4 separate regions of the Homo sapiens genome follow, and regions 1, 2 and 4 are each linked to region 3. A link is a contact called in ENCODE Hi-C or POLR2A ChIA-PET data. All regions are on one chromosome and are shown on one strand. The core of a region is the stretch at or near the end of the contact, and the rest is flanking DNA. Distances in the headings are between cores, read along the strand shown. Region 1 overlaps RCBTB2 (RCC1 and BTB domain containing protein 2). Region 2 holds the start of RB1 (RB transcriptional corepressor 1). Region 3 holds the start of LCP1 (lymphocyte cytosolic protein 1). Region 4 holds the start of FNDC3A (fibronectin type III domain containing 3A).

Region 1 (6,701 bases), core at 3,470-5,969, 2.3 Mb after region 3:
ATGTGGAGCAACTAGAACTCTCATTCACTGCTCATGGACATGAAAAACGGTACAGCCACTTTGAACTACAGTTTGACAGTTTCTTAAAAAAAAAAAAATACTCTTAACATATAATCCAGTAATCATGCTCCTTGGTATTTACCCAAAGGAGTTGAAAACTTATGTCCACACAAAAACCTGTACACAGATGTTTATAGTAGCTTTATTTGTAATTGCCAAAACTTGGAAGAAACCAAGATGTCCTTCAGGAGGTGAATGGATAAACTGTGGTACATCCAGGCAATGGAGTATTATTCAGCACTAAAAAGAAATGAGCTATCAAGCCACGAAAAGACTTGTGGAAACTTAATTGCATATTATTAAGTGAAAAACCAATCCAAAAAGGCTATATACTGTATGATTCCAACGATAGGACATTCTGGAAAAGGCAAAACTATGGATACAGTAAAAAGATCCATGGCTGCCAGGAGTTAGGGGCAAAGGAGGAAGGGATGAATTCCGCAGAGCTCAGAGGATTTTTAGGGCAATGAAACCACTCTCTATGATACAATAATGATGGACACAGGTCATTATACATTTGTCCAAACTCACAGAATGTGCACCACCAACAATGGACCCTAATGTAAACTATGGACCGTGGGTGATAATGATGTGTCCAAGCAGGTTCATCAGGTATAACAAATGCACCACTCTGGTGGGGGGTGTTGACAGCAGGGAAGGCTGCGCATGTGTAGGGCATGAGGCATAAGGGAAAACTGTGTTTTCTTCACAGTTTTGCTGTGAACCTAAAACTGCTCTACAAAAATAGTCTTCAAAAAAGTCACCTCACCAATAAAGAGCAGACCAAGACAATAATATGAATGATAATTAGGTTGTTTATAAGCTATTTGTGGTCTAGGGTGGGCTTTCCTATGAGACTTTATCCGAGTAACTGCTTGATAAGAGCATAATATATCCAATTTATTTATGTACATCTAAGAGACATGAGGTTGACATTTTATAATTTTGCTGCTGTTTTGGGATTAAAAAAAACCCCAACACATTTGTTCTGTTATCTGCAAATAAGCACTTTATTACCAAATAGTTCAGCATCAGAACAAGAATTCTAATTCCAAAAGGGTTTCCTTTACATTACATGACATTGTGAGATACACATTAGAAGAATCTGAGACTATGTTCCATTTCAGTTTCTCTTTTGCAATTAGGTAATTTGTTTTGATCTAAAAAGTACAAATTTATCTCATTCTTGTTAATGCTGTCCATGAAATGTAAGTATCAGTTCCTTCTCAGCTAGTGCTTTATAGTTATACTGGTGCCAGGTTAAGAGACCTATTTTATAGTGAGTGACATGAAAGTCAACTACAAGAAAAGCACATTGTCATTTTCATTTACAGAGGCAAGTCCCTCTTAACACAAAGAAAAGCAAAGGACCTTATGTGATTATGTAAGGCAGATCAGCCCAGGAATTTCATTCAAAGATAATACTTCATACTCCATAATCCCATGTGAGAAATTAATGAATGACTCCAAGTAAAAAGAAAATTAAAATTAGCCCTTGGGCCTTGACAATTTAATTGCCAGGGCCTTTTGTCAATTCTAAACAATGTTCTAAATTAGCCACAATTTCTCAGAATGATATACCAGAAGAATATGAACCTCAATAATTACAGGCTGTTTTAAGTTTATTTTGTGAAAGTTATTCCTTCTCCCAGTATTCCATGACTAAAGCTGTTCTCAGGACATACTGAAGATTTATAATAAATTGAGTGCCTATTATACACAAGGCACTGTGCTGAGTGCTGAAAATGTGGTAAGGACAGACAGCACTCCTTGTCAAGCTATCTATGTGGTATCAGCCAGCTGAATAATGGAACATTTGGGCCAGAATAGCATATACTGAGACCAGGGTACCAAAGGTGTCCAATTTAAGTGACTCAAAAAGAGGAAATGGTAAATAAGATATTTCAATTTTTTTTCCTTGACCTTAGTCACATCTGATCAGAACATTCAATGCTTTCTACATAAACTCTGGGTTTAGGCAGACAAAGACCACTCACCACCATCCTTCTTCTGACAGTTACAAGTACTCAGCCAAACATAGCTCATCATACATACTATTAATTAAAGAGAAGTGATTCATCTCTGGCTTTTGCAGGGGAAATGGAAAGGCTCAAAAACTTTCCTGCAGATGGGATCAATTTTTAAAGGCTCCAACTCTGCTTGCTTTGCTGATAAAGTTCTTCAGGAGATCATGGTCCATTTCTGCAAAACCTGATGTTTGTGTTACTACAGTCAGATGGTTTATGCAAAACCTGAAGCAGAATTCTTCTAAATCCTAGGAACAACAACAAAGATGGTTTAATAAATTCATATTTACTAATTCAATGCAACATAGCATGAAAATCGCTAAAACAAGTTAGGCAAAGAAAAAGGATTTAATAGGCAAGTGGAGGAAATGATGGCATGGTAATACCTAAAGAATAGTCATAAAAAGTATAACAAGTATGAATCATCTATGCTTGTAAAAATTTAAGTAGCACAGAGTAACATTCAAGTTCCTCCGCACTAACCTAGGTAAAGAATCTAACTTTTTCTTCCCAGAGATAGGCATGTGAGTGTGTGAATTCCTTGGTACCTTTGTCTAGTGACAGTATTTGTAACTGTTGATTTCACTTTCAATAATTGTTAAAAGCCCTATACTCCTCTTTTATATTTATATCAGCGTCTTTAAGTATGTCTGCCTATAAAGAGTTGATGGAAGAAAAAGGTAAGCCATAAAAAGCAGTAATGCCAAGAAATTGCTGCTCTGAAGTCATTAACAGGCCACCGCTTTTTCTCTTTATGAGACGACACAGGATGGGATGGATGGATTTGATCACACTACATATGCCTTCAATAATCTCAACTGGGAAAATGCTTTAAAGAAATCATGACTTCCAAGTCTCTGGTAAGAGAGACCCAACAGATTGGTGTTTTCTGGCTTACTGTAATGCACTCTGGGCCAAAGAATAATGCTGTAATAATTCTCTTGATTAGAACTATAACTTGAAAATCAGAATGAGGCTGACCAGATGCTTTTTGGCCCTGGAGAAGTGAGGGCAGGGTGCTGAGACCTCCAATATGCCTCAAACCCTAGGCTACTTGGCCTAGGACAAGATGCTGCTAGGTGGTGGTCAATTTTTAAAAGTTTCCTCTCCAAGCTACTGTAGGTAATTTATAAAAAATAAAAGCCCCAAATACTTTCTAAGCAATTACATATGAACATTACACACGATAGTCTTTTCTTCTTTAGACATAAATTATAGCAAATGCTGAAGATGGAAAAAATAAAAAAAATAGCAATGCTGATAGCCTTGCCAATGTACATATAAACCTACGGTACATTTTCTTTTAAGAAAAGAAAGAAACTATACTAGGAAAATGTTTATTTCATGCCTGAAGATAACTGGGCAGGCTGTTGGTACCACACCAGCAATATGATGTGTCTCTGTCCCAGGTAAGCCCTCAGTGATAAACAGGGAAAATTCACACACCCACTTGTCATCACAGCATACTATACATAAAAATGTGCTTCAATGATACATGCTGAATATCTCAGAGTCCATTTAAAATTATGTGCTGTTGCTTAAATTTTTAGAAATGACATTTTTGCCTACAGCACACAAAAGTGAAACCAGATAGAGATGCATCATCTCTTTGGCTGAAGTCTACAGAGAGGAATGGAGGAATTCATACCTACACCACACACATTAGAGTGTGTCTGGAGTTAGGTGGCTGGGCAGTTTGATGCCTCACAGATCTGGACAGCATCAGGAAAATTGCTAATTAATGGGAGAATGAAAGGACCCTAAAAAGTTATCACTTGGATCCATGCTCCTTTACTTTATTCTAGAGTGGGATCTTCCCCTAAATACTAAATTAAGGACAGGACTTGGAAAGAGTTCCTGTGATTCTAAGAATTCAATAAATTGGCATAGGGTGGTGGTACTGGTTATAGGGGAATTCTGTCCATAGAAAACAAGGCCCCCATTATTTTTCAGTTAAAGAATTGTAGTCTATTTTGAATGCTACCACTCTGTATGGCTTCATGTTCAAAATGGGGCCCTCTGTTCTGTCCTGCAGTCCTACCACATTCTCCTAGTTTGCTCATTCTCCTACAGGACTCTCATACTTCTCCCCATAAGCCTGACATCTCCCCTCTCATCCTCATCCTCAGCTGACATGACTTCCTATTTCACTGAGAACCAGAATCACTTGAAAAGAACCTCCACAAGCTCTCCCCACCACGTCTCCTTGCCTATTACAGAGAGGCCTGTGGATGCAATCTTCTCTGGATCAAAGGTCCAAGACCCTATAGAAAGCAGAGCCCTTGCTCTGTCACTAGATCCCACTGCTCCACCTACTAAGGGGCCCTGCTCTACCAACTGTCCCCTGCATCACTGGCTTGTTCCCCTTCACTGAGTCATTTGCATCATTAGACAAGCTTCCATTTCCCACATCTTAAAAAAGTAAAGATGTTTTACCTCAAATGCCCCAAAGCTCTTCCTTTTTATCTTTATAATAAAATTACCATGAAAAGCTGCCTCTATTCCCCATCTTCAGTTCCTCTACTTCCACGCTCCGATCAGACTTCCCGCCTCACTGCGCTAAAACTGCTTGCCAAGGCCCCTCCGGCGTTCTCATCGCCAAACCCACTCGTCAGTTCTCAGTCCTCGTGCAGACGTGCCAGCAGCATCTGGTGTGGTTCGGACTTCTTCCTTCCTGTTTCGCTTTCTTTCCCAGCCTGCAGGAAACGGTCTGCTGGTTTCTCTCTTCCGTTACTGCTCACTCCTCTTCAGTCTCCTTTGCTGGTGTCTCCTTATCTCCTTAACCTCTAAGCACAGAGTGCTCAGGACTTAATCTTCAAACCTGTCTCACGTCACTGCCTCATAGCTTTGACTTCAGCACATTTCTCTCTGACTTCCAGGCTTGCTTATCCAATTTGCTTATTAGACATTTCCATTTGGATGTCTAATAGACATCACATACTTCTCATATTCAAAACCAAATTTCTGATATTTCCCCCAAAATGTTGCTCCTATCTTCTATATCTCAATAGATGCCACTTTCATCCTTACAGCTGCTGAGGGACAGAACCTCCTCAGTCGTCTTTTTTTTCCTCACATCTAATCCATCCGCACATCCTGTTGGCTCTACTTTCAAAATGTATTCAAAATCTTAACCACTTTTTACCATCCCCACAGGTGATAACTTGGACCAATCCACCATCATCACTTACTGGATTATACAGCCTCCTAAGTACCCTCCTTCACACACACACACACACACACACACACACACACACTCTTCTCTCTCTCACCCTCTCTCTCTCTCCACACACACACACACACACACACACACTCTCTCTCTCTCTCTCTCTCTCTCTTCTCTTCTCTCTCTCACCCTCTCTCTCTCTCCCTACCTCCCTCCCTCCCTCCTCAACACAGCAGCCAGGAGGCAGGAGGATTACTTCAAATGCCCATCATATCTGCTCCTCTCCAAACCCTCTGATGGCCACTCACCTTGGAACTCTGATTCCTGAAACTTGCCTATGGACTCTGCAGGCCCTGCCTCCTCCCACACACGCCACTGTGCACCTCCACCGCACCATCTCCCTGCCTCATCAGCTACTTCCCTCCCCACTGTGCTCCCTCCACACCGGGCTTGCTTTTCCCAGAACACACCACCCACACCTCCTTCAGGTCTCTGCTTGAGTCACCTGCTCACTGATGTCTTGCCTCCCTGACCATTCTATTTAAAATTTCAACTTTCATCTCAGGATGGCATTCCCTAGGCTGTCTTCCCTGTCTTACTTCTTTCCATATCACTTGTCACCATCTGACATACTATATATCCTATTCATTTATTGATCACCTATCTCCCCTCACCAGAAATTCCCATGAGAGCAGAGATTTTGGATTGTTTTGTTCATTTGCAGTACCCCAGTGCGTAGGGCAGTGCCAGGCATGTAGCAGGCACTCAGTGAATATTTGTTGAATCCATGCATAAATACTCCTGATTTCAAAATACTGAGGACAATGGAGAATTGTAGTTAAACATGCGGTTTTAAAATGTGCCCAATCTTGGACTGTATCCCAGTTTTGCAGTTTACTAGTTTACTCAGATTACTTAATCTTTCCAAGCTTCAGTTTTCTCATTTATAAACTGGATCTAATATAATAATGCCTATGTCATATAAGGTTGTTTTGAGGAGTAAATGAAACATGAACTGTGCTTAGAATAATCCCTGGCTCATATTAATTATGTACTAAGTGACAGTCCAGCATGAGGGATAATAATTTGCTGAAAGAGCCCATTTCTTGCTTATTTGAGCCAGGCAAATCAAATACAGCACTGTTCTTTATTTACGAAAGCTTGTATTTTACATTAAGTACATATACAGTCTATTTTACTTATAGTCTATTATACTAATTTAGGGTACAGCAATTAGCTGGACAGGCTGTAGTACAACAGTGCATCTCTATAGGCAAAACTGAACATCCATGAAAGGGGTATTTAGTAGGTACCTACTCTGTGTCAGACACCGTCCTAGGCGCTGGGGATATGGTTGTGAGCAAAACAAAGTCCCTGCCATGCCTCAAAGAGCTTACTTTCTAGAAAACAGAGAGCTGGAAGGTAGCCAGACAAATAATTCACATAAA
Region 2 (7,293 bases), core at 4,717-7,216, 2.1 Mb after region 3:
GCTCATGGAAATTGGTATAGTAGGAGAATCAATCATATTCTCTGCACTTAGGAGTGTGGTTTGGTGGCATGGAGAGAAGGTCAGTGTAGCAGAAGTAGTACAGTATAAAAAGATGAAGATGATAATATTCACAATGGCGGGAAGGAGTGGAGTCTGCTGCTGGGGGATGAAAAGATACATGAGTGGAACAGCAGGGGTTCTTTTTTGTTTTCTTTACTTTTCCTCCCAGACCTTATTATTAACCTTGAATAATTCAGATAAACTGAACAGGTCTCTGTTCCTTGAAACCTGAAAGAATCTAACATGCACATATGGGAAGTTATTTAAGTCATGGGATTGAAATAGAGCAAGAAGAGAGGAGGATTGAAGACGCTTGAAGACCAGTGTTTCCCACACTATCTGTGAAGGAACTTTTCATTCTTTTTCATTAACTGTTTGTCATGAAGTGATATTAACACTTTGGAATGTAAAATAGAAACAAATTGCAAAAAATTATAATGAAAACAGAGGCACACCAAATATTGTACAAGCTCACATTTTTTAGATTAAACAGAAATAGAATTACATTTCAATAAAAATTATCAGAACAAACATAAATAAAAGAAAAAATTACAAAATGTACATTGCTTATTGAAAGTGTCCAGATAGATAATTAATAAAGAGAATTGCCATTATCCTCCTAATATTTATCACCTCACAGCCGTAACAACTAACAAAAAGTTGGGAGTGAAGTAGTAATTTCCCACTAAACAACATGAATGTTAATATTTGAAGTTTTAATGTGAGAAATGAGTGGGCTCTTTGCTTGTTAAATTATCTAATCTAGGTTGGATTGGTGACATGCTACTTGCAGGAGATGATGTATATCTAAATTGTTTTTATATTTTATTTTAACAACACTAGTAGTAGAAAAACTAGTCTCTCAAAAATATGTTGAAGGGAACAGAAGAAGACTTAAAGCAATTTAACAATATCAGGATAATCACTTTTAACTTTTATCCTTAATGATGGAAACAATGCGTTATTTTCAAAATTCATCTTCAATCTTTCATCAGTAGCCAGTTTCAAAAACTGTCACTCAAGTTATCTTTCAATGAAATAAACGGATTTTGGATCCATGAATTTCTTGCATGTGGAGCTTGTTTTGATAGAAAATACTCAGATATTTTATCAAATTTATAATTAGTTTTTTAATATTTTGTATATAAATGTCCTTTAAGTTTGATGGCTTTATTGTTTCATTAGTCTGTAATGATTTTAGCACTTCACTATGAGTTATGGCTACAAACTCAATAACAAGGGATTATACTTCTGAGTAAAATTAGTACAAACTCCTATTTGTTTAATTCTTTGGAATTACTTCTCTGATCATTATTTAGTTTACTACTGTGATTACTAACACATTACTGATGTGTGTCTTGTATTGGCAAAATTGGACAGTAAGGATTGTTTTGCCATCTATAATTTAGGGTTAAAAACAAATGACACAAATTTTACTCCCCTAATTTAGCTAAGAATTTACAAAAAATAGGCTTGATTAAAAATGAAAATGATTGTAAAAATAACAAGTTATATAAGTAAATAAATATTTACATTTTCATAGATTTTTACTCTTGGGTTGCAGGTGACAAACCTTGAAATTTTACTCATTGTAATATCGTACTATTGCATATGACAGGGACACAACCATGCCACCTGCAACTCAAGAACCAGGTTGAAGAATACCTGAACTGTTTAACAAGCAATGTCCAATGATCATGCACTCGGATATTCCTGAAATGTCAAATTGATATAAACACTGCTAAGCACTTATCCTTTTAATTTCTGTACTTATTTCCTTGTGGACTAAACACAAACAGTTCGCAGACTGTCACTGGTCCAAGAACTACACTTTGAGTAGCATTACTCTAGGGAGCACTTGCATTGAAGGGACCGGCAGAAAGAGAACTAATGAAGGAATTTGTGAAGTAACAAGGGAGGAGAACAAGGAGACCATAGATTTGTGGAAGACTAGGGAATTTTTAAGAGGAAGTGGTTAACTATATTGACTGCAAGAAAGGTCAAGTAGGTTGAGGACCAAAAGAAGCCATGGGATTGACAACTATCATCAGTGACATTTGAAAGAGTGATTTCAGAAGGGGGCTCTTGGTGGTAGTGAAAGAAAGCCAGGGGCCAGCAGGCTGAGAAATTGGGGAAGCAGAGAGAACCAATGGGGACTACCCTTCTAAGAAGCTAGATGGTTAAGAAATGGAAATAGTGTGGTAGCTTGGGGGTATAAAAACTTTGAAGGAAGGCTTTTTAGAACGATGAAGACTTTTTAGACCCTTCCCCAAATTTTAATATCACTGAAGGAGTCTCAAACTGAAGAGAGTTCCCTCTCTAGATAGAAAATCTAAGAAATACATATATTTTTTGTAGGAGTCTTACAGCAATCTTCTTAAAATTACCAAGCAGGTTGGAAGAGATCCATGAATTTCAAGAAGTTCAGGGGGAATTTTTTTAAGACTCTGCTGAAATATATATATATATATATATATATATATATATATATATTTTTTGAGATGGGGTCTTGCTCTTGTCGCCTAGGCTGGAGTGCAGTGGCATGATCTCAGCTCACTGCAACCTCTGCCTCCTGGGTTCAAGTGATTCTCCTGCCTCAGCCTCCAGAGTAGCTGGGATTACAGGCACCTGCCACCACACTCAGCTAATTTCGTATTTTTGGTAGAGATGTGGTTTCACCATGTTTGCCAGCCTGGTCTCAAACTCCTGACCTCAGGTGATCCACCCGCCTTGGCCTCCCAAACTGCTGGGATTACAGGCGTGAGCCACCGTACCTGGTCTAGACTCTGCCGAAATTCTAATACTTCTTTGGTAATGCAACAGAAAACTAAAGATTTTGATGGTGAACTCAATTGCTTCTGAGTTGTGTGGATGAAAATATATTTTATTATTTTTTCCTTCAACTTTTAAGCTCCCAGGTATATGTGTAGGATGTGCAGGTTTGTTACACAGGTAAATGTGTGCTATGGTGGTGTGCTGCACAGATCAACCCATCACCATGGTATTAAGCCCAGCATCCATTAGCTCTCCTGATGCTCTCCCTCTCCCCACCCTTCCCCGCTACAGGCCCCAGTGTGTGTTGTTCCCCTTCCTGGGTCTATTTTATGGTATGTATGTGTGTATGTGTGTGTGTGTGTGTGTGTGTGTGTGTGTGTGTGTATCTATTTATGTGTATATATTATGATATATACACCACACTTTTTTCAAACTATTATTTTAGGTTTAGGGATACATGTGCAAGTTTGTTATATAGGTAAACTGTGTGTCTCTGGGGTTTGGTGTGTACAGATTTTTTCACCACCCAGGTAACAAGTGTAGTACCTGATAGGTAGTTTTTTGATCTTCTGTCCTCTCACCCTACACCCTCAAGTAATCCCCCAGTGTGTGTTGTTCCCCTCTTCATGTCCATGTGTTCTCATTGTTTAGCTCCCACTTATAAGTGAGAACATGCAGTGTTTGGTTTTCTGTTCCTGCGTTAGTTTGCTGAGGATAAAGGCTTCTGGCTCCATCCATGTTCCTGCAAAGGACATGATCTCATTCCTTTTTATGGCTGCAGGAAAATATATTTTACATACTAGTGAACATAGTTAAATTAATCCATGGTCAAGACATATATTCTTTTGTAAATTGAGAAATCTCTTTATCATAATTGTAATATGGTAATAAATAAATCTAGATTACATAAATGTAATCTAGATGTTGATAAACTGGTTTTAAATAAAGCAAGTGATATCTACGTATGAAGAGAGTTTACTTCAGTTCCTAGAACTTTCCTTCACTTTCCTGCCATCCCTACTTTTAGTAAGCAAGCATTTACTGTGTGTGTAACACTGTGCTAGGTACTAAGGCAATGATGATACCCAAGATTTGGTCTCTATCCTGAAGATAAGCACAGGAGAAACATTATCAGTCATGATGCTTTCTGTTGCAAACAAGTGAAAACCTCAGCTCAGCTTAGGTCAGCTCCAGGGCTGGCCAAATCAGAGGCTCATTTATAACACTGAGGATCCAGATTCTTTTGAAATTCCTCCTGCACCAATATCAGCATTTCTACCTTCTCTGTAGGTTGGCTTGCCTCACGTTACAATGGCTGCAGCAATCAGAAGTGTCACATCCTCAGTAATACTTAATATTATTACTATTATTTAATAATATTTAGAACTGTGCCATCCCTGTTTCAATTTATCAGGCTCCCAGCAGACTACTCCTTATCTTTCAAATGTCAAAACTGCATCCTGAGCTCTTGCCTAAACTAATCTGGGGTGAGGTGAATGGAAGTAGCACTTTAATTGTATTCATTCTTTGTAGCTGGACCTGGGCCTGGGCCCTATCTCCTGACATTTGCCCACAAGAAAGATTTCTGAAGTTAGGTAGGACTGGCTGTTGAGTAGGCCAGTGCTTGCCAAACCTTTACACATCCTCACATATGTCATAATATGCAGATAAAAAGATAATCCCTTATACAACTTGCTGGGATAAACTCAGGAGGCTTACAGCCATGACCTGCTTGAAGGTTCTTCCTGCCTTAGACCTTGCTCAGCTGCTCCAGGATGAGGGGATTTACATCACAGCACAACTGTATTTTATTCACAGCATAAACCATCTCTTTCCTTCTCAGTTGACGAGTTCAGATGGGCAATAACAGTGTCTGCCAAAGAGAAAAAAAAATGTATTCAAACTAGATAATCTATTGGTACAAATACCGAGACACAGAAGTGATAACAGCTTTAAGCCAATGTTTGATGGTGGTAGTCCCAGCAAGCTCTTTTCTGATGTCTTTGTGCCTTTGCACATGCTCCTTCTCTGTCACTGTTTTCTTCATCAAACATAATATAATGGACAAGTGGAATCAAATAGAATTGAGTTCAAATTCTCTGCTACCCATCGGCCCTGGTATTGGACAAATTAACTCCTCTGAGCCTGTTTCCTCATCTGCAACGTAGACTAGCTAATACTACCCATTGGAAAGCGTTGTTTCTTAGCTAATGCATGCAAGGCTTAAAACCTAGATGACGGGTTGATAGGTGCAGCAAACCTCCATGGCATACGTATGCCTATGTAACAAACCTACACGTTCTGCACTTGTATCCCGGAACTTAAAGTAAAAAAAAAAAAAAAAAAAGAAAAGAAAGAAAGAAAAAGAAAAAAAAGGCTGTTTCTGGGGATTAAATAAGACAATTATGTAAGGTGGCCAGCACAGTTCCTGGTACATAGTAAATGTCAGGCCTGCCTGACAGACTTCTATTCAGCAGCTACTGCTCCCCTGAAAATCTTCCTCAGACGTTTCCACGGTGCTTCCCGTTCTTACACCACTACAATCCTTTATTACACTACTATCCGTTCATTCCCCACAGCTCCCTCCCTTCCTTTCCCTAACCAGTGATCCCAAAAGGCCAGCAAGTGTCTAACATTTTCTATCTTCTAAGTGACTGGTAAAGTTCCGCACCTATCAGCGCTCCAAGTTTGTTTTTGTTTTGGCCGACTTTGCAAAACGGATTGGGCGGGATGAGAGGTGGGGGGCGCCGCCCAAGGAGGGAGAGTGGCGCTCCCGCCGAGGGTGCACTAGCCAGATATTCCCTGCGGGGCCCGAGAGTCTTCCCTATCAGACCCCGGGATAGGGATGAGGCCCACAGTCACCCACCAGACTCTTTGTATAGCCCCGTTAAGTGCACCCCGGCCTGGAGGGGGTGGTTCTGGGTAGAAGCACGTCCGGGCCGCGCCGGATGCCTCCTGGAAGGCGCCTGGACCCACGCCAGGTTTCCCAGTTTAATTCCTCATGACTTAGCGTCCCAGCCCGCGCACCGACCAGCGCCCCAGTTCCCCACAGACGCCGGCGGGCCCGGGAGCCTCGCGGACGTGACGCCGCGGGCGGAAGTGACGTTTTCCCGCGGTTGGACGCGGCGCTCAGTTGCCGGGCGGGGGAGGGCGCGTCCGGTTTTTCTCAGGGGACGTTGAAATTATTTTTGTAACGGGAGTCGGGAGAGGACGGGGCGTGCCCCGACGTGCGCGCGCGTCGTCCTCCCCGGCGCTCCTCCACAGCTCGCTGGCTCCCGCCGCGGAAAGGCGTCATGCCGCCCAAAACCCCCCGAAAAACGGCCGCCACCGCCGCCGCTGCCGCCGCGGAACCCCCGGCACCGCCGCCGCCGCCCCCTCCTGAGGAGGACCCAGAGCAGGACAGCGGCCCGGAGGACCTGCCTCTCGTCAGGTGAGCGAGCAGAGCCGCCGTCGCCTCACGCGGGAAGGGCGCCCCGGGTGTGCGTAGGGCGGGCGCCAAGGCGGCTCGGCGGGGATCCGTCCTCGCCAGGGGCCGGGTCCCGGCGGGAGGAGGCGCCCTCCCTGCCCCCCGCCACGGCGGAGCGTCTGCAGAATGGTGACAGGATTCTGGGTTCTTGGGCGAGGGGTCTCGGCTTCAACTTGACAGGTGTCGGGCGGGTGGGGCTAGGGTCCTGAGCGAAGTGACAGGTGCAGTTCCCTCTTGTGAGGCTCGGAGGCAGAGGGTCGTTGCGAGCGTCCATCAGACGCAAAAAATGAAAAATAAAAATACAAAAATGGTGTCTGTGGGAGAGTTTTTCACCGGAGAATTGGAGTACTCCGGTGGTCGTCTGACTTTCTGTTTTGGTTCACGCGATGCAACAGTTGGGAAGTATTTTCTTCCGGGCGTGCACTGCATCTGAAGTCCATTTGTGGGAGAGGCCGACCAGAAAGCCTTGGACAAGAAGCGCAGGGTCCTGAGTGTCCATTGCCCACAGGATACTCGGCTCAGGAGCTTTGCGGCGTTTCCTTAGAACAATAATGCATCGAGGCCTTGGGGACTCAAAGCCATCTGTAGTGATTGATGGAGCGTAACTCTTTAGAGGAACTGAAACATGGGCAAAACTTTCATGAGACATTTACCAGAAGTGCTTGAAAGTTTCTAAACTTTTTTTTTTCCTGTTTGATGAACTCTTCTTGCGTGTTAGTCGGCTTCGGCTTGTCTCATTATTTCTTCCATTTTGCCTTTTGACTTTGAACCAGCAAGGATCTTGGTGTCCCCTCTTTTTGCCTTTGTTTTTGGCACAAAATTAGTGGTTCTGTGCGCAAATGGAAATTTTCGTTTTCCCTTATTAAGTGGAATCTAAATTTAAGCAAGTCCATACGAATGCACTAGATCTTGAAGGGAAGTATTTATTGTATTACAACATCTTACTTTTCTTGATTTTTCTACTTTATGGTTAAATAGCTATGATTGAAAGA
Region 3 (7,093 bases), core at 1,663-4,162:
AATATTATATTATTGTTGCATCTTCATTCATAGCAATAAATGGAAACTCAGTAAATATTAAGTTAATAAGTACAATCAAAGTCTTTCATGCGTATGTAAGAAGCTGAGAAAAAAAATACTTGTGACAAATTTTCAATTCAATAAATGCCTTTAGTATCTACATGTGCCAGGAAAGATGGAGAAGGAGCTCAGGTCTGTCAGCAAATAAGTACTTGAAACTAAGACAATGTGATTAATGTTATACTTACTCCAAGATCAAAGCATTGAGCAAATGCACACCAAAGAAACATTTAGTGGGGGCAGGGAGAAGATGGGAAGGCCTCCAAAAGGGTATGTTTCTTGAAGTCCGCCTTGAAAAATGATCAGAAGTTTTAAAAATAAAGAAGAATGCAATTAAAGAAACAGTTGCAGTGAAAAAAGGTGAAAGAGAATGGAACTTTCTGGTGGCTTGTGGTCTGGTGCACCAAAATGTGGGTTAGCAGTGGCGGGGGAGGGGATGGGGTAGTGGGAGGTTGAACAGAAGGAAGTGACAAGAAATAAGATTGGGGAAGTGGGTCGAGGCAAGTTTGTAAAGGCACACAATTCTTTAGTAAAATTATGCATTAATTTAAAAATAGTTCTTCAGCCCATTATTATATAAAACCTGCAATGGTATCTCTTATTTATAAAAATAAAAATGTTTGTAAATTTATTACAAAGTTTTTCTTCTCTCTCTCTCTCTCTTCTTTCTCTTGCTCTCTCTCTTTTATTCTCTCTTAAAACTGTGAGTGCCAAGATCTTGTTAGCTAGCTTCAGTAATAAAAGTCTATAATCACCTACCTCTGAGAAAAATATGCTGGCCTGGAAGGGAGGATCTGTAACACACACAGTCAGTAGGAGCCTGAAATCCTGGCCATCTACTGCCCCCCACCCCAACTGCCCAGTGACCTATGGCCGGTTCCTTCAATTATCTAGCCCATTCCTTATCTCTAAAGGTAGCTGAGAGGATTAAACGAGGTAATGCATAAAGAGTAGCTGCTTACACTACGTGCTCATAATTATTGAGTGCTATTATTAATTTCCTGTCCTCTCCAAGTTAAATGGTACTTTAACAACAAGTAAATGAGACTTTACTTGTTGGTCTTCCCTTCCCCAAAGGGTTCAGAGATAGAATTATAAATGAAGTTAAAGCACTGAAATTGTTTCCCAAATTACCAATTGTTTCAAGGCATAATTTACAAAAGAGACAAAAATTTAAATGCTACAAAGAAAAGGGTCTCTGGGATTGCTAAGGAAATGTCCTCCTAGGCACAACTCCATCCCACCACAGCAGTGCTTGTTCAAAGGGCAAGACCTAGAAGATTTTTCCCCTGATGTTCCTGGGGGTGAGCTAGAATGAAGAGGAATATCTTTGTAACATATGGGGTTGATGCTTTAGCAATGTAAACTTAACTTTAAACAGGGGACCTTTATATTTTGAATTAACTTTCGCATAGTTCTTTTTTATTCCTTCGTAAATATAAGAAAAATACTGACATTCCTTCACATTCGAATTTATTTTATTCTCATTAATAGTTTTACTTAAAATAAGACACAACATATTTTTAGTCTGTTCTTTTACGGGGTTCAAGTCCCTCTTATCTCAGTTTCACATTTTTGCTTGTTTGAAACTATTCAGGTGAGATGTGCAAAGTAACATTGGTGGTCACATTTTGCAGTTTCCAGAAATTCACATTTATAGGTAAATGATTAATTCTATTCAAATTTGTCTACACAGACATTCTTTAAACAATTATACTTAATAGAAACCAAACTTATGACAAATGTATGTAAATTCAAAATCAAGATGTGTGTGGATAAGCCACCTTTATTTGCTTACTGATAGTTCTGACAGAGTAATTTTAGAAAACAAGTTGCTGTGTAAAAGAAAAGTTCGGTTTTGATAAACATCCTGATTAATGTTCGCATTTCCAGTCTGAATGGCTTTTATAGTTATCATTTGTCAATGGTTCTTAGTGTTATGTGATAGTGGTAATTAAGTAAAAGCTTATACTACAAAATCCAAAGTGTCTATGTTTGGGCAGTTTCTGAAATAAATATCCCATATCAACTGTGTAAAAATTTCTATTGTAGATAAAAGCCTTTCTCCCAGAATTTGAGTGAATATTCATTGATATGGTCATAAGCATAACAAATAATTCAGACAATCCTACAAAAACACTACAATTAAGCATTATACAAATTGCTTTTATTTTTAGAGAACAAATGGAAAAGAGAAAACCTCTAATTCCATGTGGTTATAAAGCACACCCATTAAAAACCCTTGGCGCCAAAAATCACTCAAATAACCAGTATCACATTCAGTAACATATGACTCTAGATAATTTATCCACTAAAGTACTGTAAAGAAGTTTTTTAGAAAAACAGAACCGCAGGAACTAAAATTAAACTACCCCCATTGGGCCAATAAGCCATACAATCTAAATTATCAATACGCGCTTTTCCTGAAAACATTTTAAAGAAGATAAAATCACAGTAAATAGCCTCCGTGAAATAGAGCAATAGAAATAAACCAGAACATGGTTTGGTTTTAAAAGGAAAAAGAAACCTTAATTTTGGGCAGGGGTGATAACTGCAGATAAGTTGAGAAGAACCCAGCCCAGAGAGCCGAGGTGCTCCATCTTGGATGGCCACGCGAGGTGGCGGCAGATGTCCTGGCCAGTTAGACAGTGGCAGGAATCACAGAGGTCTCAGGTGACATGCTCAGATCTCTGGTCCCCTGAAGGCAAAACCCACAATCCACAGAAACAGTGCCGAAGTGCATCACAAGCGCTTAAAACCAACAAAAACACATGAAGAACATTTACCTTGCAGGAAAAAAGCTGTCCTTGGTAGTACTGGTGTATGACCAGGAACCCCTTCTTTCTGATCTGCAGAACAGCTTTGTCAAGCCTGGGTGTGTGGTCACAAGGCAGGAAGTGACTAGAATGACAAATCATCAGCCAGGAAAGAAAAAGATTTTGTCTTTATAAGGACATTTTAACTTTTTTTTCATGTCCCCGCCCCACCAAAAATCACCTGACAGAACAGGTCACAGTGAAATTCAGACACCTCCTACCACTTCCTCTTTTTTTTTTTTTTTTTTGAGACAAGGTCCCGCTCTTTTGCCCACCTCTTTATAAGCATTTTTCTCTCTCCCTTTCTCCTCCAGCTGTCTTTGAGTAGTCCCTGGGCTACTTAAACCTTTCTGATTCTAGATAGCAAGGCAAGATCAGCCTGATAACTTGACTTCTTTGACTCTAGTTGCAAAAGCAAAGCCCAGATGCCTACCTACTTACAGCAAAGATCAACAAATTTTTCATTTTTAGTGAAAGAGCCAGGGAAAAAGGTGGCAGTACACCTGAAACAAATGAAAAGGGACTTCCTTGGGAAAGCCCCACCCCACCTGAAATCAAACCTCTCTGGAGTCCTCTAACAGTGATCTTATTGGTGCAAACAAAACAGAACGATCTCTTTAAGTGAAGGACATGAAAAGGAAGGTTACTAGATTATTTACTCATTCTTTTATTTATAGAACATCTATGTGCTAGGGATCTCTTTAACCCAATTAAGTATCTCAATTATTTAAGCGTTTCCTATAAAGAGCAGCAGTAGATTGCACAGGCAGCTGTTATATTTAAATGGGTAGCTTAATTCCTTCTTACAGGCAGGATTTTTTTTTGAATGCACATTTTATAAAATTAGCAGGTGGTGGCAGGGGAAGCTCTGTTCTGTACCCAAACCCCAGATGCTTGAGGGCAAATTCCTATCTTCAAATGGAGCATCCTCAAGTGCTCACAACAGTTGTGAAGACTGTGGCACCCTGAGTTATGTTGACTAAATATTAGACATGTCTCCACATTGCCCGGAGACTGTGTGTGACTCCAGTAGTCAATCTGCCGTTTAGGAATGAGGGTATGTGGCTGTACTCCCAGGTCAGATGCTGCGCTGAAGATATCTGCTCCAGAGTTGACATGCGTCCGTGTCCGCTGGGCCACGGGCCTCTCAGGTGGTCACGGTATTCTGACTGGTTGGAGGGCTGCCCTTATACTTCTTTTGCTTTTTTGATTTCTCCTCTAGAAAGTTCCTGTTTCTGACCTTAAATGTTAAACCAAACTGTTCTGGTTTATCTACTTCATTAGCCAGTGGTGTGGTGACTTCATCAGAAGCCCACAGGGGCTATCTTGAGGAACTGGGTGGGCGGAAGAACAGGACGAGACGGTGGGGATTCTAGAAACGGTTCACCTCACAGAGAGCTATCAGCCCTCTTGTGATTTCCCAGGGAAGACTGAGGGGGTGATGGGACTCTGTTTTCTCCATCGCATAATCACTCCCAATTAATAAGTTGCAGAGAGCTTTCAAGAAGCACCTACATTCTTTCAGGACACCAGAGGAACATCCATGCATCACTGTTACAGCACTGCTCACGCTACAAAGCAGCAAAATGCTGTCTTCATTCGGGGCCCTGCAGCAGGACTCTGTAGATAATGTCCTGCTGGTGTTACAGATACAAGGGGTTGTAACTGTGGACCTCCCTGATCTGGTTCCACATCCTGGTGGCTTCAGGATGGCATAAAGGCCCAACAGTAACACTTCATGAAGGGGAACAGATATTTATTCCTTTACCTTGGAGAAGGAAAGCACAGTGTTCTGTATCTAGTGGTGCCTGGTCATCTGAGGCCGGAGGAATCTATGAAGAAGAGCAAAATATATTTGTGCATTGGTTCAGCAAGTGTTTGCATGCCTGTCTGAATTGGTGATTCAGAAATAAATAAGACACAATCGCTGTTCTCAAGGAGTATAGTCTAGTGGGGAAAAAACATGTAAGTAAATAAATGCCATCTATAATAGAGGGGTGAAAAAGGCAGTGTGATATCAAAGCAGTTGCAGATTTGAGCAGAGGTGATGTTTGTTAAGTGAAGAAAAAGATTTAGGATTCCAGGCAACGTCGAGGTTGTAGAAGATGAAAGGCATTGACCTGGGTACTGCTTACAGCCACCCAGTTAATAGAGTCGTCTTCTACCCTAGCATCCACGGCAGGCACCCACACCCCCTCAGCCACATCCTGGCCGGCACCATTGCAAGCCCTGCCCTACTCCCTCAATCTTAATCTCTTTATCTGCCTCTCATTGGTGTAAGTCTACCCAGTTTCAGGCAATTGTTTAGGTCCTAGACCAAGACTTTTTCAGAGAAGTGTATTTTTTTGCTGTTGGTGTTTTAAATTGCTTGTGCAGCATAGTACTAGTAAACAGAAGACTGACTTTTGGTTTTCTTACGTTTTTATGTTCTGTACAGACAGTGCGCCCCCTTATGGCCTGAAGCCGGAGTGGACCTTTCTCAGCCCACCCTCTATGAGCCTCCACTGCCACCTGTTCCTGGCCTGGGTTTTGCCTTCCTCTAAGCCCTACCACCCTCTCAGACTTCATCCCACCCTCTCCTGCCCTGAAGCCTCTGGCCTCAGTCCCAGATATCAGATCACCTGCTACTCTCAGGCCTCTAAATATTGCTGAGGAAAGTCACAGAAACACAAACTTGGAATGCTAAAAAGTCAAGATGCTTGACTTCAAATTACTTTCAGAAATACTTCTATTCAATTTTACTAAGTCTTGAGAACAGGCATTCTCAACCTGGAGTCCATAGACCCCTAAAACTAAATGCACAATTTTGTGTGTATGTACTTTTTTTCTGGGAGAAGGGTCCATTGTATTAGTAAAGAGATCACAGACCCCAAAAAGTTGGGTATTTATTCTAAACTCTCTCCTCTTGCCTCAACCTTCCACTTCACCCTCCTATGCTTTGTCCTGGCCCAAGATTCTTCTGTTGCCCCTTCTTGACTGAGATGATCCAAGTCGTCTGGTATGAGCTTCCTCTCTACTTCCACAATATCCACCTCTTCCTCCTCTCTTTCAGTCTTAATGGAAGCGGCATTCTTCTTTCTTCCCAAGGTCAGTGTTTCAACACTATCTCACTCTTAATATTCTACTTCCTTAGATATCTTGCTCCATCAATTGTCTCGTGTTTCTCTAGCATCTTAATGCTAGCATCTTCAGCTCTCCCCACTTCCTCTCCATGCACTCATGGGATTTGTATGAAGAGAAAAACACCTTTGCTTCACTCTGCAGCCCACCCTCATCCCAACATATCATGGGCAGGGAATGAAGATGAATTAAGATGGGTACAGTCCTTGCCATTGTAGAATGTCCACTGTAGTTGAAGACACAGACAAGGAAAAAAGGCAAGTGAAGAGTTATCTACTTGGAAGCACAACAGACGAAAAGCAGCGTCCCTAGGAGCACACAGCACTAACCCAGACATGGGACCTGGGAGGCAGAGAGAGGGAGCATCAAAGTGGTGAAGAGTAAAGATGCTGGGCCAGCTGGCTGGGGTCAAGTTCCAGCTCTACTGTTGTACTAGCTGTGTGATCTTGGGCAAATTAGTTACTTGCACTGGCCTCAGTTTCCTAGTCTATAAAATGGGGGTAAGAACAGTGTCTATTTTAGACAGTTGTTGCAAGGGGTAAGTGAATTGATATATGTAAAGAACTTAGAAGAGTGCCTGGCACGTAGTATATCCTATGTACGTGTTAACTAATCGCTTAATATTTACGTCAGGCTCTGGACTAGACCCCTAACATCCATTATTTCATTTATTCCTCACAACAACTCTATGAATTAGGTATGATTGTTAATTTTTTTCTTTAATTTTTAAAATAATGGCTTCATTGCAATATGATTTACATACCATAAAATTCACCTTTAAAAAGTATACAATTCAGTGGTTTGTTGTATTTTAACAGAGTTGTGCAACAATTACACTATATAATTCCAGAACATTTTCATCATCCCCAAAAGAAACTCTGTACCTGTTAGAGATTCCTCCCCATTCACCCCCATCTCCCAAATTCCCAGCCACAGCCAACCACTAGTTTATTTTCTCTCTCTATAAATTTGCCTATTCGGGACATTTCATATAAAGGGAATTACACAATACATGCTCTTTTGTGACGAGCTTCTTTCACTTAGCATGTTTTCAAGGTCCATCCATGTTGTAACATGTCACTACTTCATTTTATTAT
Region 4 (7,193 bases), core at 3,739-6,238, 2.8 Mb after region 3:
ACCACGCCTGGCTAATTTTTGTATTTTTAGTAGAGACAGAGTTTCTCCATGTTGGTCAGGCTGGTCTCAAACTCCTGACCTCATGATCTGCCCACCTTGGCCTCCCAAAGTGCTGGGATTACAGGTATGAGCCACTGCGCTTGGCCCACCCCTGGTGGTTTTAAAGAGAGGTGGCTTTAGGAGTCCCAGAAATTCAGAAAAATGTAGAGAAGGTTCTTGTTAGGGTGAGGGGCCCACAGCAATATAGTGGCAGGGTGTGATCCGAAAAGAATGATGGCTACTGAGAAATTCCCTGTGGTGGGAATGGCCAACATTAAATGTGAAGTCGCTTCCTATTCTGTGTCTTGTTTCCTTTGCTTTTAGGGAAGGAGCTGTTCCATCCATAGGAAAGCACAGAGTGGGATGGAAACGGGAACAGGATCAGAGCAAGTGTGCACCCTGGCCAAGTTCCTTTCCAAGAATCCTTGGAAATGTGGAGGAAGGTTCTGGATTTTCCCAACCTCACCAAATCACAATTAGCCAGGACATCCTAATCATGTAGCTCACATTTATTTATTGAGCATCAAGCATATACCAGGCATCTTCATACATTATGAAATTTAATCCTGCAAAGTAGGTATTTTATCCTTAGTTTATAGTTGAGGAACTGAAGCCAGAAAGGTTGGATAACAAGCCTAAGATCGATCAATCAATCAGTTAGTAATAGAGCTGCGACTGAAGCCCAGATCTACCTGACTCCAAAGCCTGTCTTTCCTGCTCCACATTATACTACACCCCTTCTCAGAGATTAAAAAAAAAAAAGCTCTGGCTGCTTTAACTGGTGTACCTCCAGGTCAACCACTTCCATCTCCTTCTCCTCTTTCAGATTTGCACCTGTTCCCTAACCAAAGAGAGGAACAACAGCAATAGTGTTCTGTCGGGATCTGTTCAGAGTTAAGGCCACCAATATTGTTCAGAGAATTCAGTCAGCACACCCCTCCCACCTCAATCTGCTGTCCCATCTCTCCTCTTCATCACCAAACTTTTTTTTCCAAACTTTCTAAATAGTCTCCACTTGCTGTTTGACTTCTTCATCTTCGTCTTTCTCTTTAACCCACTGTACTTTGTCAAGAACTATGAAAGGTCTGAGATTTCATCCTCCTTGCAAGCTAATCACTTAACCTGCTATAGTTTCATGGAAGCTGGCAGAAGACGTGGGGCTTTGCAGTCAAAGGGCTGTATTACTCATGGCACAGCAAGCAGCGCCAGTGTCATGTTCAGTCAGTTCCCTTGCCCCCAGGTCTTACCTGGAGCTACATGGTGTGGTTCAGGTGAGTGATGCACCTGCAGTGGGTTTGCCTCACAGCTGAGAAACTCTATCTAAGCTTAGGAAATCCCCAATCTTTTTATAATAGGCTGCAAGAAAACCTGCTTGACCTTTACCTCCAAAGACATTATCTTCACTATATTGGATGGTAAACAAATGTGCCCCTGCTCTTGGCGGGGAGGGGGAGCAGGGCAGGGGACACTATGTATATTTTCCAAGGCAGTTTGACCAAAAAAAAAAAAAAATCCTTGAAAATATAGTCTAAAACAAAAGCTGTTAGTGCCTCTGCTCACAAGACATGCAGAAATACTAGAGTCCCACAGAGAATTGTCTTCCAGCACATTTCTGCATTTCTTCCCACTAGTCATACAGAAGATTGCTCTCTTGAAAATGATCAGTGATCTAATTTCCCGATCTAACAACCTTCTAGAATCCCAGAAATAAACTCATAGGACAATAATCATTCAAGAAATATTTATTGGGTAGCTTCTATGTGCCAGGCACTGTGCAGGCCCAAATAGACATGGTCTTTATCCTAATGTGGGGAGCAACAGACATTAACCTAGTAGTTACACATACCAAAATGTAGTTACAAGCTGTGGTAAGTCATAAGAGGGGAGGGTATATGGTGGTAAGAGAGCTGACATAACAAGGTATCTTGAATGTATCTGGGAGGTCAGAAATGTTTTTCCCAAGGATGTCGCTTTCAAGCTGAGACCTGAAGGATGAGTAAGAGATAGGATAACTAAAGGAGAGAATGGCATGTACATAGAGCCTTTGGTTGTTGGGATCATAGCATTTTTGAGAAACTAAAAGAAGACCAGGAAGTCTGCCCAGGAAACAAGGTGAAAATGGTGTGAGATGAGGCTGGAAAAGGCAGGTAAGGCCAGACCTCGTATGGTCTTTTAGGCTGCCTTAAGAATTCTAGACTTATCCTAAAGCAATGAGAAACTGTTTAAGGAGATTTTTGGAGTAGTGACATAGTCTCATTTGCTTTCTTAGAGGATAATTTTGGCTGCAAAATGGAGACTGAATGGAGGATCCCAGATTGTATACAGTGAGATCGAATTAGATTGGTGGTGATTGGAAAGAAGTAGACCAATTAGATTTTAGAAATAAAATTGCCAGGAGTTAGTGCTGCAACAAATATGGAGAATGGAAGAATGGAGGTGAGGGAGACATCAGCGGTTACTGACTACTAGATATTTGATTTGAATAACTAGAGAGATGGGGGATAAGGAAAACAAGTGTTCATGAACTCAGTTGGACTAAACTTTGCAACTTTGAGATATTAAGTGGCCATGTCAGTGAAGCTTGGAATTTAGAGGTAGGGTCAAACTTTGACTAGTGGATCAGATTTGGAATTTAGAGGAAAGGTCTGGGCTGGAGGCATATATGTGGAGATCACTGGCATATAGATGATAACTAAAGCCATTGGCGTGGGTGATGCTGCTTAGGCCAAGAGATTACAATGAAAACAGAAAAGAATCTAAAACTGAATTTTAAGGTACTGTTATATTTAATAGTTAGGGAGACCAGCAGGAATATGCAAAGGAATCAGAGAAGCAGTGCCTAGGAAACTAAGGAGGAAAACCAAGAAAATGCAGTGTCAAAGGAAGAAGAAATGTTTAAGAAAGAATAGTGGTCAAAGTGTTGAGTATTGTTGAGAGGCCAAGAAAGATGAGGATTGAAAATGGCTCCCATTTTATTGATAAAAAAAAAGTGAAGCATTGAGAAGAGAACTTGTTCAAAGCCAACATAATTTCTTGACCCTCTCTCTGTTCCCAGAGAACTCATACTGGTGCACATGCTAGGGTCATTTATGTGTGGGTTTTCTTCTCTCCAAAGGCCATAAATTCCTTGGTCTTCACTTTACTTCACCTTACTGCATTGCATATTATTGACTACAATCTCTAGGTCTTCAATAACATTCTTAAATTATGTGTTAATCTCCTTCAAAAACAGCTGATCTTCTTTACTCTGCCTTTACATGTAGGCATGTCCCAAACATATTTTTTTAAATATAGTTTTTAAAAGTGCCATGTCTTGGCCTCTCCCTGGACAAAGGAATCAGAATCTTGAGGGGGTAGATTGCAGGATTCTGTATTTTCAAAAAGCTCCTGAGTAGGAAGCAGAGTAGGAAAGTATTAGCTTAGCGGTAAGTTTGGAAACCACTATCTTAGTCTCAGACCAAGCATAGTTGGGCAGTAAGATGGGGAAGCCACCCCATTCGCCCACACTCTGATAAAATCCTCATACTTTGAAACAATATACAGTTATACTTCAATTATTCCAAGATCAACTTGCCAGCTGTCTCGAAGAGGGCCAAATCCAAAAGTTAAGAAAAGGAAACATCTCTCACAGGGAAAGAACTTCTGATAGTGAAGAGCAATGAAAATATCTCAAGATACCACTGCCCTATTTACAACCAGAAGAAAAGAAACCTCTCATTAGCTGGCTGTGGACATAAACATCCCATCAATCTTCACCTGGAGCCGCAGAGAAAACCAGCCGAGAAAGGAGAGAAGAATGAAAAATAAACAGTAAAGCAGAAAGAATAAGAGGAAGGATCAGAGTGGATAGAGGCAGATGAGGAGATGAAAAGCAGTGAAGGATTTTAGAAGAGGTGATGAGAACATTCCAAAGAGGGAAAAAAAGAGAGCACCAAAGTAGGGATTCTATACACCGCAGCAATCCTCTGGGACTTAAACGTATGGCCAAGATATCGGTTTGAGAGTCAGTTATCAACAAAGGATTTAATTAGCCATTGTATTCTTTAAGAATATAGAGAATAATCACATTTTAAAGAGATTTCTGTAAAACAGTTTTAAAAATACAGCTATTTTAAAAGATCGCACAATTAATACACTGAAATAAAGCCCAGACATGCAACTTGTTACATCCATCACCATTTTTGAAAGGACAGTTCCTGAGGCTGGACTCACCGGCCCAAGTACTACCCCCTCCCCAGGTCTCCGGCGGCAACTGTAAGTCAAAAGCCCTCAGGCATTATTGCAGCGTCCCACATTGTTTGAGGTTCCAGGAAGTCGCTGCTACGCTCACTTGTAAGTCTTCGTGCTGTTGTAAAAATTGAGGTCGTGGTTTTCCACGCGATTTGGCTGGCGAAGAGACCACGAAGCCACCCCCCACGTTTTCAACTGAGTAAATATCTAAATATTTTTGCTTGCTATCCAGATCCTGGGTTCGAAGTCTTTGGGATTAGAAACTTCCAAGCCCATTTCAGAGGCTTCCTAGTCCTTGGGAGGAGTGTCTTTTAAAGCACCTGCCAGCCTTAAGTTCGCGTGCTTTCGGAAAGGGGCCGACAGGGTGCGTCTCAGGGGAGCCTTTTGAAATGTGGATTGAGAATTGTGTGAGTGTCTCTAGGAACCTCCATTAACTCCACTTTTCCTGAGTGTAGCTCCGAGCCTGGCCACAGCGGATGCTACCACAAGCCAGGCGCAGCCGGGCCTCGGGAGAAAGCCGGAAGCCCGAGAGGGTGTGGGCGCTCCGGGAGCCAAACGCGGCCGCTCAGCCGCCACGCGCCGGTGGCCCCGCGGGGACTCGCGTTCCGGTGAGAGAGCCCCGGCGCGGCGGGCTCGAGGCGGGGGTTCGGGGTCCCGGCCGCGGGCTCCGTCGGCGGGGCCCGCGCAGCCGCACTCGGCGCGCCGACTTCGGGCTCCTCCTCCCGGCTCCGTAGTAAGCATGGCGGCGGCGGCGTTCGTGGTCCCTCGGGTGAAACAGAAAGCGGGAGCTACGCGGAGAGGGAGCGAAGAGCGGGGCTGAGGCGGCGGCGTCACTGCCAGGAAACAACCCCAACAGTCAGCGCGCCGGCGGCCGCGGCGGCCCTGAGAGCTGACTCTGCAGCTGAGGTAGAGAGACAACGATCAGGAACCCTAAGAAGAGGCGCCAGAGGAGCCGCCTTCTGCCTCAGAACGGCGTGACTCGGAGGTGAGAGCGCGGGCACTCCCTCCGCGAAAGGCGGGGGACACCGAGCCGTCCCAACCCCGTCCCGCCCCGGAGGAGGCGCCGCGGAAACCGTTAGGCTGGGACTGAGGGCCGGGGCACTCTCCAGGGCTCGGCCCCGTCGAGGGGCGCGGACCACCCCCTTCTGTGGGCGCGCTGTGGGCAGAGGTGCAGAGGGGCAGTGGGGCCGGGGACAGGACCGGTCTACTAGTCGGGCACCTGCCGGGGCCGAGCCTAGCCAGGACACGCTTGCGGGGGCGCGGCCGGGGGCGCCATCCAGCCCAAGAGGAGGCGGCATCTAGCCCGAGGGAGGTGGCGCTGGTGCGCGGGCGGCCCTTCTCTCTGTCCCCCGCCTCCTCCCCGCGGCGAGCCGCGTAGCTCCGGAGGGCTCGGGGGCGGGGGCGGGGGCGGGGGCTGGGGCGGAATCCTCCTGAGAGGATCGCCCAGCACCCGCGGCGCCTTCGGCTTTGGCCGCCCGGCAGCCGCCGAACTTGAACGCTTTTCTGAAGAGAGTTTTCCCCGCTCATCTTGGGGTTAAAACCTCGAAAACCCGCCCTCTGTTTGATCCTGCGTGGCTGCTTCCAGTACCTGGCAGTTCCTCTCCCCGGGCGAGTTAACCACCTGTTCAGTCGGGAGGTGGACTCGAGGCTGCAGTCCTCGCCCGGTTTTAACAACCTGGATCTTCGAACTTTTGACACGGCTTTGGAAACGACGTCATGTGTTAGGTAAAGGAAAATGAACAGATAATTTCGCTGTCAGATTGCGAGCAGAAGAGGGACTGTTTTAATGGATGTGGTCGTTAATTGTTCTTTTATTCAACTGTTAGCGTTACAAGCCTTGGGATATTTTAGAGGGTGGAATGCGATGATTTGCTGGGGGTGCTAGAGATTGTGAATTCGAGATTTTCTTTTGTGAGATTTTACGTAAGTTCCTTTGGACACCTTTGTGTCTGACCATCTATTAAATAAGAGTCGCAGGCTGATGAGATTTTTTTTTTCTTTTTGCGGTATAATCATTATGTGTTCACTATGGGTTTTTAAAACCGAACAACGTAATTATTTTGCTTCTTACTGTGGTCTGTGTTTTTTAGTTCTTGAAACCAAAGTGTGTATGCTTCTGTATTGTAGGAATGAAATAACAGTTGAACTCTTACTATAATATTTTATCACCATGCTGTTACCAGCTCCAGTACTAAACATACGCCACTCAGGAGTTTGAGCCATATGTTAGGCAGAAACGAATTGAGTTTTGTGGTTCTGATCTTATGTTTGGATAAATATTTAGTTTTTGCGTATTTACTAACTCTTGTCATCTTGTGTCACCCACAAATGTTCAAGTGAGTTGAATCCCCTGTCTTTTGGATATTTTCTTGGTTGAATTAATTTTTCTTAAGTAATGAGATGAAGTACTCACTGAGACAGATGGTGGCCCAACAGAAAACAGTGATGAAGGATTTTTACCACATCTTTTATGAAATATAACCTGAAATGTTGCTTTTAGCTTTGTAGCCTACTAATCTTGCTTTCTAATCACACCAGTTAGTGGGAAGAAGGGATGATGACAGGAGAAACATCTTGTTAAAATTTTAATATTAAATCTTATATTTAAATTTTTTAGCACTACTACATTAAATTTTACTATATTGTCTTGTTTCATTTCATAGATCATCTGTTAGTTTTCTATGTGTAGGTTAACTGGAAAATTTTTTATCCCAGGCTGGCTACCGTTAGCCACCTGTATGCTTCTGAATTAACTCCCTCTTTTTCCCTTTTGTCTGAATCCTCCAAATCATTGAATGCTCCGGAAAAATAAAATCCTGGTTAACACTGTCAAGCATAGTTATAAGGGTAATTAATTTATCCCAAATTAATAATAAGCATTAAAAAAAACATTCTAGGATTATCTTCTTTTGGTGACGTCTGTG

The links. Hi-C counts contacts between places; a loop is a spot of excess contacts on that map. ChIA-PET counts read pairs that join two places held with the same protein, here RNA polymerase II (POLR2A). Pooled maps may share reads with other maps.
Region 1: a map with no recorded cell type shows a loop between it and region 3 (6-fold over the local background). The contact joins the enhancer-like site here to the promoter of LCP1 in region 3. A Hi-C loop is called at or near these places in 1 of 37 single-sample maps with no recorded cell type and 6 of 50 pooled maps. POLR2A ChIA-PET finds 5 or more read pairs at or near these places in 1 of 52 experiments (B cell).
Region 2: a map of B cell shows a loop between it and region 3 (16-fold over the local background). The contact joins the promoter of RB1 here to the promoter of LCP1 in region 3. A Hi-C loop is called at or near these places in 1 of 168 maps with a recorded cell type or tissue (B cell), 1 of 37 single-sample maps with no recorded cell type and 4 of 50 pooled maps. POLR2A ChIA-PET finds 5 or more read pairs at or near these places in 1 of 52 experiments (naive thymus-derived CD8-positive, alpha-beta T cell).
Region 4: a loop to region 3 is called in a map with no recorded cell type, with 13 times the contacts of the local background. The contact joins the promoter of FNDC3A here to the promoter of LCP1 in region 3. A Hi-C loop is called at or near these places in 4 of 37 single-sample maps with no recorded cell type and 9 of 50 pooled maps. POLR2A ChIA-PET finds 5 or more read pairs at or near these places in 1 of 52 experiments (GM12878).

What each region holds. Positions count from the first base shown.
Region 1 is chr13:48,487,917-48,494,617 of GRCh38, forward strand. It overlaps RCBTB2 (RCC1 and BTB domain containing protein 2), which reads right to left. Exons shown (of 15, transcript NM_001268.4): 15 at 1,047-2,335. The coding sequence ends at 2,195. Among named protein-coding and RNA genes, the nearest start is that of RCBTB2, 42 kb to the right of the region's middle. RefSeq lists enhancers at 1,164-1,303, 1,314-1,363, 5,565-5,644. Within about 2 kb of position 4,720, at least 30 of the 41 ENCODE cell types and tissues checked have a DNase peak (open chromatin) inside an H3K27ac peak, as active enhancers do; they include B cell, where a contact is called at or near this core.
Region 2 is chr13:48,297,785-48,305,077 of GRCh38, forward strand. It overlaps RB1 (RB transcriptional corepressor 1), which reads left to right and starts at 5,967. Exons shown (of 27, transcript NM_000321.3): 1 at 5,967-6,265. The coding sequence starts at 6,129. RB1-DT (RB1 divergent transcript) reads right to left here and starts at 5,918. Exons shown (of 3, transcript NR_046414.2): 1 at 5,507-5,918; 2 at 4,555-4,708. RefSeq lists enhancers at 5,095-5,820, 5,821-6,544, 6,619-6,668, 6,909-6,978 and a silencer at 6,119-6,408.
Region 3 is chr13:46,179,265-46,186,357 of GRCh38, forward strand. LCP1 (lymphocyte cytosolic protein 1) reads right to left here and starts at 2,913. Exons shown (of 16, transcript NM_002298.5): 1 at 2,847-2,913. RefSeq lists an enhancer at 2,576-3,005.
Region 4 is chr13:48,970,924-48,978,116 of GRCh38, forward strand. It overlaps FNDC3A (fibronectin type III domain containing 3A), which reads left to right and starts at 4,989. Exons shown (of 26, transcript NM_001079673.2): 1 at 4,989-5,254. RefSeq lists enhancers at 4,194-4,253, 4,524-5,143, 4,954-5,253, 5,144-5,763, 5,924-6,023 and silencers at 4,704-4,973, 5,304-5,783.